Linked DNA regions of Homo sapiens: regions 2, 3 and 4 are each linked to region 1. The links are chromatin contacts, found by Hi-C or POLR2A ChIA-PET in ENCODE. All regions are on one chromosome and are shown on one strand. Each heading gives the region's core, a stretch centred on a gene start or an enhancer-like site at or near the end of the contact. The rest is flanking DNA. Distances are from core to core; before and after follow the strand shown. Region 1 holds the start of SEC63 (SEC63 protein translocation regulator). Region 2 overlaps OSTM1-AS1 (OSTM1 antisense RNA 1). Region 3 overlaps SCML4 (Scm polycomb group protein like 4). Region 4 overlaps SCML4 (Scm polycomb group protein like 4).

Region 1 (3,338 bases), core at 508-3,007:
ACCCAATTTTTTTTCCTTTTTCAACATCGAGGAAGAACCTACACAATTTAAATGCACTTAGGAAATAAGGCACAACAGTCCAAGATCCAAATTTCATAAACTACCCATTGAGTAAAAAAAGTATTAAGACTAGTAACTTTGGACAGATTTTTGCATCTAATGGATTTTTAAACTTATTGTCAAACGTACAAAATGATGCAATCCTTTGTTACTATTTATCCTAAATTTATTTTAGTTCTATTCCAAGTCAAGAATGTTAGTTTCCTGCAGATCACATGGGGCGGGGGGGAAAAAGAATGTTACAGGACACTGAATCCATCTGAAAGTATAACAAGTTCTGAGCTGATTCAAGGCTTCACTGTTAACAACTTCTCCAAGTAGAGTATATAACCTGGACAACCTAGACCTCCAGCACACCCAATTGAAGAGAAGATATTTAAGCAAGTTAGCACAGCTCTTGTGCAATAGAAAGCTTTCCCTAAGTTGTTAATACTCAAAACCCACTCCTTACTGTTAACACTACCATAAATAACCCATTAGGCCCTCGCAGTTACATCAGCTTTAAGAATACCATCTGCCATATGTCCTAGTAGAGTGCAACAAATGGATGCAAACATTACCCAAACATCAAGTGAAATATGAAAAGAATCTGTTATTCTGTGCTTTAATTCGATGTTGTTTAATGTGAAAAGACTTAGAACCAAAAGTAAATCGACCCACTACCTCAAAATTCCCTACAAGATTAATTAAACGAGACTTAATCCTTCATACTTGCACTTTTTCCGTCACAAACAGGAAACTCCGAAGAAAAGGAAATAGAAAAAAGCCTATTTTTGCTAAGAGGAATAACGGCATTGCTTCCAACCCCCACAGTGAGTGAACAAATGAAAAAGCAACGGGAGGAAGTGACGGGGGTAGGCGGTGGAAAGCTCAATTGGAGTCCTAAGCATGCCACCCGGCTCAGAGATGCCCTAAAACATCTGTTAAGAGCAGCTGCAACAGGGAAACCGGAGTCGGGGGATGAGGGCCGCGAACTGGACGGACTGAGAGTTGTGCCCGCACGTTCAGTCTCTTCTTGGCCAACTCTTTGCTCACCTCCCAAGTCCCCATCCCGCTTCCTCCATAAAGAAAAATCCCCAATAAAAGCAAAGGCAGAGAAGACAAAGAGGCAGGAGGAGGCTGCAAGGAGCGTCCACAACAATGGAGAAGATGGAGCGAGCGAAACTCCTGAGGACAATGAAGGGAGGTGGAGAAGCGCCGAGGGAAACGCTGCTGACCCGGGCCCCGCCAGTGGCGGACGCTGGACACAGGCCGGGCCGCACCGTCCCTGTCATCCCGGACGCCGCGGGCTGGGGCCGGGCAAGCGGGCGCCGCAGGGCCTGGGGGCGCTGGCGGGGCCTGCGCGGGTTCGCGGGCAAAGGCCGGCGGGACTCACCGGCATTCTGATCTCGGGGCCAGAGGTAGTATGTCGCCGGGATCACGATGAGCCCCACGAAGGAGGTGAGGAAGTAGAAGAAGGTGTTCCCACTGTCATCGTACTGGAACTGCTGCCCGGCCATGGCACCCCCTCCTCCGCCTCGCTCTTCTCACCGCCGCCGCCACGACCACGCTCTGCACTCCCGCTCCCAACGCCCCGGCCCGAGTGGCGTAGCTTGGACACTGCCGCCGCCGCCTCTCCTCCCCGCCCCCACGCCACTCTCACGGACACGCCGCCGCCACCTCTGCCGCTGCCGCCGCCGTCGCCAGCTCTCGCGAGAGGAGATAGTTCCCGCCCCGCTCAGTTTTCCCTCCCCCTGCGTGTCCCCAGCGAGCTCGCTAAGGGAGACGTGGCGAGCGCAACGGTGGAACTCGGCGAGGTCTCGCCCTTAGCCCCGCCCTAACGTCAAAGCCCTCCCCCAACCCCTCCCCTAGGGTCCCGCCCCTAACCGCTCCGCCTTCCTCCACCGCTCAGTTTCCCAGCGCACCACGCCGGATTCCGGGCGTCGGCGTACAGGATCCCAGAGAAGGCTTCCCGCCGGAGCAGCGGTCGCGGGCGGTTCACCTGGCTGCGCAGGGGTCCCAGATATTCAGAGAAGAGCTGAGGCTCAGCCTGTCCTGCCCTCTGGATTAATTGCCCTGGTTGATCACGTTTCCTTGGGTTCTGGATCTGCTCCTCCAGCCCCCATATTTTGGAAACAAGTGTCATTTAGAATAGGGGGTGGGAGGCCGGGCACAGTGGCTCACGCCTGTAATCCCAGCACTTTGAGAGGCCGAGGCGGACGGATCATGAGATCAGGAGTTCGAGACCAGCCTGACCAACATGGTGAAACCCACTCTCTACTAAAAATACAAAAATTAGCCGGACGTGGTGGCGCGCGCCTCCATCTCAAAAAAAAAAAAAATTGGGGGATGGGGAGGTGTGGGTTGCGGGAGGTGTGGGTTGCAGTTGTGTTTTCAAAGCAATGTTTACTATCTGGCCGGGCGCAGTGGCTCATGCCTGTAATCCCAGTACTTTGGGAGACCGGGTGGATCATGAGGTCAGGAGTTCCAGACCAGCCTAACCAACATGGTGAAACCGCGTCTCTACTAAAAATACAAAAACTAGCCGGCTGTGGTGGCACGCGCCTGTAATCCCAGCTACTCAGGAGGCTGAGGCAGGAGAATCGCTTGAACCCGGGAGGCGGAGGTTGCAGTGAGACCGGATCGCTCTCCACTGGGCGACAGATTTGAATCTACGCTGTGCCCATCTTGCAGATGAAGATTTCCCCAAGCCGTTACAGATGGTTCCCTACCCATTCCAGAGCTGCTAATTATAACCACCAGCTTCAGGCGGTAGGCTGAGACCTTTATTGTTTTGTGTCATTTAGTCATCAGTAAACCCCATGGAATAAAGCAAAGTATGTCTGCTCTACAAATGAGAAAATTGAGGCCCAGAGAGACTGCCCAAGGTCCCTCACAGTAAAAGAATGTCTGAGGATTCAAACCCATATCATTTTGATGCCACAAAGCCAGTGTGCCCTTGACCCTCCATCGCCCAGGACCTTAAAATTTCCTGACAGTGACTGGCATTCTCCCTGCGGGTTGTGAACAGGAAACTGCATTTCAGGGATGGACGGTGGCGGGAGCAGTCGCTCTCGGGAGCCTCTCCTTCCCCTGGCTGTGGGACCCTAGAGGCTGGTGTCCGCTGAGCTGGAAACTGGACTTCTGCCCAGATCTTTGAACGACCCCACGGTCCAGCGGCAGCTGTGGCTGGGGTCTATCCCAGAGTCCATTGCCCCTCTCTGGGTTAAAAGGATAGCCCACCTGGTTGCAGAGATTGAAAGGACTAATTGTGAAAATGCTTTTCAAAGGAGAAAGTG
Region 2 (3,601 bases), core at 719-3,218, 180 kb after region 1:
ATGGTACATCATCAAGCAAAGTTAGGGGGACAGAGGAGCTGGATGGGGCCACTTTATGTAGCTCAGCCCCAGAGCTACACCAATTGACTACTAACAGTCTCTTAGTTCAATTGGTTGAGGGCCTTTATACTCTTCTAGCTGTACCTGCAAAGGAATATAGAGCAATTTAGCAACATAGGTGTGCTAAGTACACATGCAATAAAACTGAAATCAAAGGCACAGAGCTTTCGGGGGAAATAGAGATTCTTTGGATATGGGAATGGTGGGGTTTTGTTTAAACTATGGTGTTGGTGACAAATAGAGCTCTGGCTTATGTTTCATAATGTATGTAGTTGTTTCCATGCACTTATCATCATTTAGCTGATTTTTTTTGTTTGTTTGTTTTTTGTTTTTGAGATGGAGTTTCGCTCTCGTTGCCCAGGCTGGAGTGCAATGGCTCTATCTTGGCTTACTGAAACCTCCGCCTCCCAGGTTCAAGTGATTCTCCTGCTCAGCCTCCCAAATAACTGGGATTACAGGCTAATTTTTGTGTTTCTAGTAGAGACGGGGTTTCACCATGTTGGCCAGGCTGGTCTTGAACTCCTGACCTCAGGTGATCCACTCCCCTCGGCCTCCCAAAGTGCTAGGATTACAGGCGTGAGCCACTGCACCCAGGCCCAGCCCATTAGGCTGATTTTTGACAATTACTACTTTTTCTTCTGGGAAGTTGGGAGCGTACCACCCTCCCTCATTTTCCCCGCTTTTCCCAGCTCACAGCCAGGAAAAGAGGAATGGTCCCACTAAAGGGCTACTGGGTCTAAGTTTGGCCTCCTGCAGGGTGGGGAGGAGATGGGGCTGGGAAGACGACAGGGAGAGAAGTTCCTCTCCATCCTAGCTGAGGAAGCCACTGGGCCTGGGTGTAGGTGGTGTCACCAGATATGATTTTGTCTGTGGTTCTTTCCTCTGTGCTGCTAGGAGCGGACAGTGACACTTCCCTCTTTGCTGAGGGGCAGCACCTCTTATCCACTCTGCCATGAGGGAAGTAAAGCAAACCAAAATGGCAATTTACCGTCGAGGCAAGGTTTTGTGCAATATTCATTCAATATCAATCTGGTGAGAGGCCAAAAGTACACTGACATTTTTTGCATGGTAAACAAGGGCCATGTGACATTGTTCCAGCTTTTGCCATAGAGAACTACGCAAAAACTCCAATCCATTAAAAGATGCTAATTCCTTAAAGAGAATCCATTGATGATCACTTGAAAAAGATGGAACCAACCCTGCCATGTAGTTTCAAAAATAAGTTCCACCGTGCATACAGAGTTGCCATTTGGGAAGATGAAAAAATTCTGGAGAGGACTGTGGTGATGGTCTCACAACAATACGAACGTACCTCGTGCCACTGAACTGTACACTTTCAAATGGTTAACATAATAAGAAGGAAAAAAAATCCACATTGAAAACTAAAGGCATCCCATACTCAGAGTTAACACCATCTTTAAATACATGATATTCAAACCGAAACCCTTTAAATACATGATATTCACACTGAAAGATACAGTCTTGTACGTGCAGGAGAGAAGGCGAGCGAGGGCATGGCAGGCAGGGCGTGTCTGTGCCACCACCAACACCAGACTTTCCATTCGCAAACAGCTTGTCAGACTGGAACTCTTCCTTCGTTCAGCTGGTGTTTCGGTGCCAGACAATCAAAGGAAAAGGAGAGAGAAACCAGCGAAGCCCTAGAGAGACAGGGAGAAAGCCTCAAAGCAACGGAGACAGAGCCGGGCCCCACCGCACGGCTGGAGGGCCGCCCCCACACGGAGCTGCCCCAGCCCAGGGCCTGCGGGGCCGAGTCGCCTCCCGGCAGCTGAGTGGCAGCCTCGGCTGCGGACCCAGGCGCAGCTTCCCCCAGAGGCCGGCGCTATTAACTCCCGGGGCCTCCTGCGGCGGCGAGGCGGTGGCACGGCTCCTCCCGCTCCCTCGGCCTCCAGGTTCAATAAGGATTACATCATGGAGCAAGTATGCGGGGCAGCCTGAGAATCAAAGCCGTCAGCACCGGCGGCTGGTTAACTGTACTGTTGCTGAAACACATCCTTCCCACCCCCTCCCCGCGCCCCTCTCCCTGCCCCGGCCCTCTGCTTTTCGTACCATTAAGGATAGCATTATTGGGGAGAGGAAAATCTGATCAAAACTGTCGACCGCCAACGACAGATTTTCTATGGATTCTATAAAGGCCACCTTAACGATTTCCCTAATTAATGGATGACATCTTTGGCTGAAGGAGAAACGATGGATTCGACTCTGTCTTCGTCTTTGTTAACCTTCTAATTAACTTTCGTAGGTCACCCAGGTCTCCCAAACCTGAAAAGTGAAGAGGCCCATTGTGCGAGGAGCAGTAAACTTACTTTTTCTGCTGGGGTACTTAAAAGGGAGAGCGGCTATAGGCCGAGAAAAATAACTCCATTTAAAAGCTTTGTGGCTGCAGAGAATACATAGGTCCCTCCCTTAGAAAATAATTGAAACACCTTTTATACCAATATTTCTATGCATAATAAAAACAAATTAGCAAAATGCATCTAAATTCAGCAGCACTTTCAAATTACCTTTTTTGGAATGTAAGCCTCTGCAAGTCAACAAAAGGAGTTGGGTTTAGAGAGAAAATTGCAACTGCAACAGCTATCAGCCTTTATGCTGAGAGAGCAAGGAACTCGGATCCCTCCGAGTCAGGGCCGGGAACTCGTATACCTCGGAGTTATCTCCCTGAGGAAATGCTCCAAAATACACTGCCCTTGCAGAAGCTGAGCTGTAAACTGCCTGAGGGACCTAAAGACTCTTCACAAATGAGCAGGACTTTTTCTGGATAGAGTGATCTTTTGGGGTTCAGAAATATTTTAATGGTGTCAGTGAAAAACAAACTGCAGTGGAAAAGCCAGAAAACGAGATAAAGCTCCACTGTGATCATAATATTGACAGAGCAGAGCAATTTATTTTAAAAAGTTAAAAAAAATTGAGTTTTATTTTTGGTAGATTTGCCAAACTAGGCAGATGAGTTGTGGACACTGCTCTAGTTCCTTGGCATCTTTGAGGGCAATGTAAAGGAGATACTGAGGGAACAAACAGCAGGTGCCCGGCCTAAAGTGGAACCAAATGGAGAATCCTTTAAATAATTTTGCTAAAGGAGCACTCCTCTGAGATAACTTGCAAGGGAATGGGATTCCTAGCCCAAGGACAACAGCAGCTATTTGATCATTGTTTTCTGGTTGTAAACAAAATCAGAGCTAATTATCAAAAAGCACAAACCTTTAAATACTGTCAATATTGTAATTTTATAAATTAAATTATAATTTTATAAATTTAATTGCTACTATTTAATATTTTAATGCAATATTTTAATTGTGTCTATTCATTTTTCTATGTCCCCTCAAATTTTTACATAGTTCAGATTATATTCTACTTTTTGTTACTTTAATACCTTAATACCATATCATTAGCATTTTTCTTTTTTTTTTTTTTTTTTTTTTGAGAAGGAGGCTTACTCTGTCACCCAGGCTGGAGTGTAGTGGCACGATCTTGGCTCACTGCAACCTCCGCCTCTCAAGTTCTAGCGATTCTCCTGCCTCAG
Region 3 (3,454 bases), core at 326-2,825, 220 kb before region 1:
TGTTGACAAGCCCTTTAGGTGCATGGCACCAATCCTGGAACTCTTCAACTTGAACAGAACAACCCTGGGGCCAAGCAGAACCAGGCATTGTCCTGATGCAGATAAGCCCATGACCTTACAATCCTGTTCGGGAACAATGTGGTCCTATGGATGTATGGAGCCTCAAACAAAAAAAAACCTCCACCCTTCCCTCATACAAATGCATATGCCTTTCTTGTCACAATGGTGAGAAAATGGATGATAAACTAATTCATCCTCTAACATACTGGTAACTTGACATGTTATTTAAAGAAACTTTGACAAGGCGATCTTAAAGAGACAATGTCTTACTCTAAAGGCAAACTCCCTAATGGCGTCATTGTAGGGCTCATGACAGACTGGTGGGAAAGACATGTGGGGTGAGGGTACTGCTCAGAGCTTACCATGCCATCGCTGCTTCCTCCACTTTCCCCAAGGCTCCCTGACAAGCAAAATTCACAGCACTCAGCTCTGCTGAGAAATCAGTGCCACAAGGTTGGATAATTTAGAGCAATTTATTTTTTCAAAGTAGTTATGAGCTAGGAAAGGGCTCAAGAGAACAACTGGGGTCATTACTTCCAAACCTCCCAGCTGACTGGGAGGAAAACCAGCTTTCAGATGGGGACATCAGCTTTTAGGAAGGAAGGCTGTCATCCTCCTGGAATAAGATGTTAAAAGGAAACCATTTTAGGCTCAGTTTTAGCTGAGCTGCAAGACAACAGACACCATATACCACAATAAAGTGTGAGACCACCATGCGGGTCTTGTAAAAAGAGATGGTGGAAAGCCAGTTTTACACCAACAGATGACCACCCACATCCATCCTGCAAACGAGGTTGTAGAGGCGGAGAAACAGTTTAACTAGAAGAGAAATTTTGGAGAAAATGATCCAGTGCATGGCTTCAGTGTGAACACATGAATAGCTTGAGATCTGTCCTCTGGAGCTTGAGAGACAAGCTCTAAAAGATGGCCCTTGGCTGGCAGAACAAAGGAGAGGTGCCTGCAGGGATCAGCCAATACATCCAGAGTTTGTTTGGTCAGAGGATGTGCGAGTGTTTCTCAAGGACCAGATGTGGGCCATCAGAAGACATAGATCTGCAGCAGGATCATCTTAGATCCTTTCCACAGGGCAGTCTGGAGGTGCGAGAGGGCTTCAGCTGAATCTAGAGATTTACCCCCAGAGGCCTTGGACTGTGGAAAGAATTGTAAATGACCAGCTAGAGAAGAGTTGCATTTGTCCATGCCCATGCAAGTGCAGGTGAGAGATGGTAGGGTCACCAAAGAACACATGTAAAAGCCCACAGGATGAAGAATCAGCTTTAAACATCGGCTAGAAGCAGAGAGCATGATGCCAACTCACAGCAAGATTCATCACGTACAAATTCCCCTGCCTCTTGCGTCTCCTCCTTCCCCCATCCACTGTGAAGGGGATCAAGGTTAGCGAGCTATGGGAGGAGGCAATAACAAAAGGGGGAAGGTTGGGGGAGAAGCCAACCATGCCCTTCTTTATTGCTGCAGGCAACTGGCCTGAAGCAAGCCTGAGCTGGGTGTGGGGCAGTCATTATGTCTTTGAGTGAAACTGAAAGTTTCGAGGCCGACTTCAAGTTCCAAACTGGTGGCATAGAAGCAAGCTGGCTTCAGTCCCCACCACAGAAAATCAAAAACAAATGTACAGCACCGAGATTATAACCAGAAATATCCCAGAACTCAAATATGAAGAGGAGACAGTGCCTGGGGCCACAGAGAAATGAAAAAACTCTGAGCAGAGGGTAAGAGAATCTGACTTCCACGTTCAAGTCCCTCCCTCCATCTGCTTAGCACCAAGCATGCAGAAAAATGTCTCCCAATTCACTGTTTCTACACTAGAAAAAGTGAGATCAAGGTGTACAACCAGCTTTCACACCATCTTGGTTTCCATGGCAGGAGGCCTGTCCTTGCCTTAATCCATAGGAAGCATTGAGAGTGCCCGAAGGGAGAAATATCCCTGAGGACAGCCAGAGACAAAGCAGGGAGGTAGAACTACCATCCCCAGCCCTGGGAACTCTGCTTAGTTACTTGCCCAAGGGAGATTTCAAATCAGTGTGGCTGTTACGCAGTACCACACTGTAGGTTTGTCCCACAGATCCCCTGGGCACAAGCCCCTAGCCAGCCTTCCCACACTGCTGGGATATACCTTTTTGGGACCTTCTGCATTTGGAAAGGGCAATGCTTCAATCATTCACTAGAGCTAAGGCAAACCTGGGCTTAAGGTGCCATGTAGAGCCAAAAAACCAAAGACAGTGACCTAGCAGTAAAGAACCTATAAGCAAATATATCCAATAAAAGCCAAACAAGTCAGAGAAGACTGAAATAAATATTCTTTCAATGCAAAGACATAGACACATCCACAAGAAACAACGGCTGACAGGAAACCGTGATCTCCCTAAATGGGCAAGGCAAGGGACCAGAAACCGACCCTAATAAGATGGTAACACGTGAGCTCTCTGACCAAGAATTCAAAATAGTAGTTTTAAGGAAACTCACTGATTTCCAAGATAACACAGAAAAGCAATTCAGAAATATATCAGAGAAATTTAACAAAGAGATTGAAATAATTAAAAAAAATCAAACAGAAATATTCAAACTAAGAAATACATTTGCTGAACTAAAACAATTATTAGAGACTCTCAATAGTGAAGTAGATCAAGCAAAGGAAATAATTAGTGAGCTCGAAGATAGACTATTTGGAAATATAGTCAAAAGAGAAAAAAGGAAAAAGGATGAGAATTAATGAAGATCACTTACAGGATATAGAAAATTACCTCAAAAGACAAAATCTAAGAATTATTAGTGTTCAAGAAGGAGTCAAGCAAGAACAAGGGGTAGGGAGCTCATTCAAATAAATAATAACAGAAAACTTTCCAAAAGATGAGAAGGGTCAAATATGCATGTATAGGAAGGGCAGAGAACACCAAACAGATTTTAACAAACAAAACTACCCCAAGGCATATATTATAATCATCAAACTCTCAAAGTCCAAGGACAAAGAGAGAATCCTAAAAGCAGCAACAAAAAAGAAGCAAATGACATTTGAAGGAACCCCAATTCATCTGGCAACAGACTTCTCAGTGGAAACCATATAGGCCAGGAGGGAATGGAACAGCATTTTCAATGTACTGAAAGAAAAAAAATAACTGTTATCCAAGACTACTGTATCAAGCAGTTATCCTTCAAATATGAAGGGTAAATAAATTTTCTCCCAGACAAACAAAAGCAGAGAGAATTCACCACCATCACAGGCATCTTACAAGAAATGCTAAAGGCAGTTTTTCAATGTGAAAGAAAAAAAAAACACTGCGGGTACAAAGCCTGTTGGTACCATTACGTACACAGACAAACCCACAACACTCTAATACTGTAATTGCTGTGTATAATCCACTTATAACACTAGTATGAA
Region 4 (3,362 bases), core at 681-3,180, 240 kb before region 1:
GGTTTCCCTGGTGTCCCTGCACAAACCCTTTATTTTTTTTTTTTTTTGAGATGAAGTCCCGCTTTGTCATCCAGGCTGCAGTGCAGTGGCATGATCTCGGCTCAGTGCAACCTCCACCTCCCAGGTTCAAGCGATTCTCGAGCCTCAGCCTCCCGAGTAGCTGGGATTACAGGCATGTGCCGCCACACCCAGCTAATTTTTGTATTTTTAGTAGGGACGGGGTTTCACCATATTGACTGGGCTGGTCTTGAACTCCTGACCTCAGATGATCCGCCCACCTCTGCCTCTCAAAGTGCTGGGATTACAGGTGTGAGCCACTGCGTCTGGCCCCTACACAAACTCTTTAATTAATCAGCTCTTGCCATGCTTTTGTCCGCTTCACCTCCTCACATACAATGCTGTTCTCATTCTTCTTTTTCTAGCTAAATTGTCTCCATCCCTCACCCAATGCCAGGCCCTATCAAATAAAAATCCAACCACAGGAGGCATTTGGGTTGTAATAGCAATATCAGATTGACTTCGTTTCTTGATTCTGAATCTTGGACCTAGTTGTGGTTGGGAATTCTACAGTGTGTCTTGTTAAATGCCCAAGTCAGGAAGCTTTTGTTATCCAAAACCTCTTTATAGCTCTTGGTGATTATATCTTGGATGAGAGACAAGGAAGAGCTCTCAAACTTTCACCAGAGCATCAGCAGACACCAGGAAAATGTGCCCTGTGAACACATCCCCTTGGAGCCCACTGGCAGCGGAGACAGACGTGATATATCACAACTGCAGGAAGCTAAAGGTAAGTACCGCCAGAGAGAGAAGGCTGAGGAGTTTGTCAAGTCATCAATACCCACCCTTCTGCCTGCAGCCTCATGCAGTTTTCTGGCTTTTGTGGTTTTAAACCATTTTGATTAGTACCATGGGGAAAATGCCATTTCTAAGTCTCTTCCATGGTTTATGACTTGGGTCAAACTCCCTTAAAGAGGTATGGTTTTTTTGATGATAACTGCTTTTTACTTGGGATGGAACTTCAGAGCAATATTGAACAGTCATTTGGGTGGGAGGGTGGGGTGTGGGGGGACCCACAGCAGGCACTAGGCTGACAGCTAGGTGAGAAATGGGTGAGGACGCTGGCGGTTTCTCTCCCACTTTAACATCCTGCCACTCAAGTCAGCATGGTTTTTATCTCCATGGTTTCCAAACATTTTTAGTTGTGCAAATTTTGTTTAAGCAAAGCACATATAGAACCCCACTCTGCAAATGTGAAAAGGCCCTGCTTAAAGAGAGGGAGGGCACCTGGAGTCCTGTCTGCTCTTGTTCCATCTTCTCCATCTCTTAGAACCTTGAAAGCCATCAGGCATGATTTGAAAACCCCTGGGGTTGTTTTGAAAGACAGGCTTTGGAGCCCACTGAAGTCAGATCCTGGCTTAACACTTGATTTACCTTCTCTTGAACCTCTTTTTCTTTATCTTTAAATCAAATATACCAATACCTTTTTATAAATATTAAATCCTAAACATATAACTTATAATAAGTCGGAAACTGTCTGGCCCCCTTGAGTGTAGGTGTTCAATAAATAACAGTCTGATACAGGCCTCAAGCCCCCCTTTGCCAGGGCTGTGGGGGGTTCAAATATGAATAAGAGGCTTCACAAAGCTGAGGGTCTGTTCCTTTCTCTAGGATAGAGTAAGAACTATAGATGAGGAAACAAAGTGCCATGGGAGGAAAAAGGAGGGAGTGAGCATTTCTGATCAGACTTCCCATTGCCTACTCAGCGTTACTTTGCACTTCTTCCTCTGTAATAGCAGCCCTAACTTCCATCTGGAATCATGGTTGCTAGGAATGAAAACCACATTTCCCAGCATCCCTTGCAGCAAGTGGCCATGTGACTACATTTTGGTCAATGAAATGTAAGCAGAAACGGAAACCTCTTTCAGAGACACTGGTGCTATCCTTCCTTCCGTCTTCTCCCCACCCACTTCCTCTGTCTCACTGCTGAGAATGTGCATGGCTGACTGGCTGTTTCTGGTACCTGCGGTTTTATTTAGCACCCTGAGGAAGGCACTGGTTAAAAGGAATCTTTCGGCTGGGCGGGGTGGCTCACGCCTGTGGTCCCAGCACTTTGGGAGGCCGAGGCAGGCAGATCACGAGGTCAGGAGATCGAGACCATCCTGGCTAACACTGTGAAACCCCGTCTCTACTAAAAATACAAAAAAAAAAAAAAAAAAAAAAAAAAAAAAGCCAGGTGTGGTGGCAGGCACCTGTAGTCCCAGCTACTCAGGAGGCTGAGGCAGGAGAATGGCATGAACCCAAGAGGCAGAGCTTGCAGCCTGGGTGACAGAGCGAGACTCTGTCTCAAAAAAAAAAAAAAAAAGGAATCTTCGGAGAATTAAAGTGTTAACAGACCTACAAAGGATGAATAATTTCATTTTTCTTCAGTGTATCACAAAGGCTCAACAGTGAACTTCAACTGATACATCACATAGCAGCTTTTCTCCAAAGAGGTTAGGTGGCTTTGCGATTTTAAACATCCCACAGTCCCGTGGTGGGGGTCCTGCTGATTATGGACAACTGGATTTCAGGGTCTCAGGCAAAGTTCTCTCTAATATTTATTTTTATTTATTTATTTTTTGAGACAGAGTCTAGCTTTGTTGCCCAGGCTGGAGTGCAGTGGCGCAATCTCTGCTCACTGCAACCTCCACCTCCCGGGTTCAAGCGATTCTCTTGCCTCAGCCTCTCAAGTAGCTGGTATTACAGGCGTGCATCACGACACCCAGCTAATCTTTGTATTTTTAGTAGAGACGGGGTTTCACCATGTTGGTCAGGCTGGTCTCAAACTCCTGACCTCAAGTGATCCACCCGCCTTGGCCTCCCAAAGTGGTGGGATTGCAGGCATGAACCATCGTGCCTGGCTGGTTCTAATACTTCTAAGTTATTAAAAAGACAGCCAGGATTCAGGGTTCAGGTATTGATGTTCTTGGGATGAAAGGCAGCAGGCACAGGTGGACTCCGTGTCTCTGATCTCATCCCAGATCCTGACAGGCAGAAGGGCCTGAGCTAGGGGGCCTCTCCTGGGGTGCAACCAGGCTCCAGCAGAGAGGCTTTCTCAGAGCTGGAGGCTGAGGAAGGGTCTGGGCTGCCCCTCGGCCAGTCGTCTGGCAAGATTACTCAGACTGTCAGGGCCTGATTCCAGGATGATATGAGTTAGCTCTGTGTCCCCACCCAAATCTCACCTTGAATTGTAATAATCCCCATGTGTCAAGGATGGAGCCAGTTGGAGATAATTGAATCATGGGTTTGGTTCCCCCATTCTGTTCCTGTGGTAGCCAGTAAGTCTCACGACATCTGATGGTCTTATAAAGGGGAGTTCCCTT

Evidence for each region. Hi-C counts contacts between places; a loop is a spot of excess contacts on that map. ChIA-PET counts read pairs that join two places held with the same protein, here RNA polymerase II (POLR2A). Pooled maps may share reads with other maps.
Region 2: a pooled map shows a loop between it and region 1 (2.3-fold over the local background). The contact joins the enhancer-like site here to the promoter of SEC63 in region 1. A Hi-C loop is called at or near these places in 1 of 50 pooled maps. POLR2A ChIA-PET finds 5 or more read pairs at or near these places in 4 of 52 experiments (HEK293, K562, activated CD4-positive, alpha-beta T cell and 1 more).
Region 3: a loop to region 1 is called in a pooled map, with 4 times the contacts of the local background. The contact joins the enhancer-like site here to the promoter of SEC63 in region 1. A Hi-C loop is called at or near these places in 1 of 168 maps with a recorded cell type or tissue (naive thymus-derived CD4-positive, alpha-beta T cell) and 6 of 50 pooled maps. POLR2A ChIA-PET finds 5 or more read pairs at or near these places in 2 of 52 experiments (RWPE1 and WTC11).
Region 4: a loop to region 1 is called in a map of CD8-positive, alpha-beta T cell, with 9 times the contacts of the local background. The contact joins the enhancer-like site here to the promoter of SEC63 in region 1. A Hi-C loop is called at or near these places in 7 of 168 maps with a recorded cell type or tissue (CD4-positive, alpha-beta T cell, CD4-positive, alpha-beta memory T cell, CD8-positive, alpha-beta T cell and 2 more) and 13 of 50 pooled maps. POLR2A ChIA-PET finds 5 or more read pairs at or near these places in 2 of 52 experiments (CD8-positive, alpha-beta memory T cell and activated naive CD4-positive, alpha-beta T cell).

The regions. Positions count from the first base shown.
Region 1 is chr6:107,956,451-107,959,788 of GRCh38, forward strand. It overlaps SEC63 (SEC63 protein translocation regulator), which reads right to left and starts at 1,758. Exons shown (of 21, transcript NM_007214.5): 1 at 1,436-1,758. The coding sequence starts at 1,559. RefSeq lists enhancers at 1,197-1,798, 2,401-3,001 and a silencer at 1,421-1,960.
Region 2 is chr6:108,132,108-108,135,708 of GRCh38, forward strand. All of the region lies in intron 1 of OSTM1-AS1 (OSTM1 antisense RNA 1), which reads left to right. The region is part of intron 1 of LOC124901368 (a long non-coding RNA gene); the gene reads right to left. Among named protein-coding and RNA genes, the nearest start is that of OSTM1-AS1, 10 kb to the left of the region's middle. RefSeq lists an enhancer at 1,493-1,572. Within about 2 kb of position 1,969, at least 21 of the 41 ENCODE cell types and tissues checked have a DNase peak (open chromatin) inside an H3K27ac peak, as active enhancers do.
Region 3 is chr6:107,739,481-107,742,934 of GRCh38, forward strand. All of the region lies in intron 5 of SCML4 (Scm polycomb group protein like 4), which reads right to left. Among named protein-coding and RNA genes, the nearest start is that of SCML4, 83 kb to the right of the region's middle. Within about 2 kb of position 1,576, at least 5 of the 41 ENCODE cell types and tissues checked have a DNase peak (open chromatin) inside an H3K27ac peak, as active enhancers do.
Region 4 is chr6:107,714,946-107,718,307 of GRCh38, forward strand. The region is part of intron 6 of SCML4 (Scm polycomb group protein like 4); the gene reads right to left. Among named protein-coding and RNA genes, the nearest start is that of SCML4, 110 kb to the right of the region's middle. RefSeq lists a silencer at 1,831-1,980. Within about 2 kb of position 1,931, at least 6 of the 41 ENCODE cell types and tissues checked have a DNase peak (open chromatin) inside an H3K27ac peak, as active enhancers do; they include CD4-positive, alpha-beta T cell, CD8-positive, alpha-beta T cell and OCI-LY7, where a contact is called at or near this core.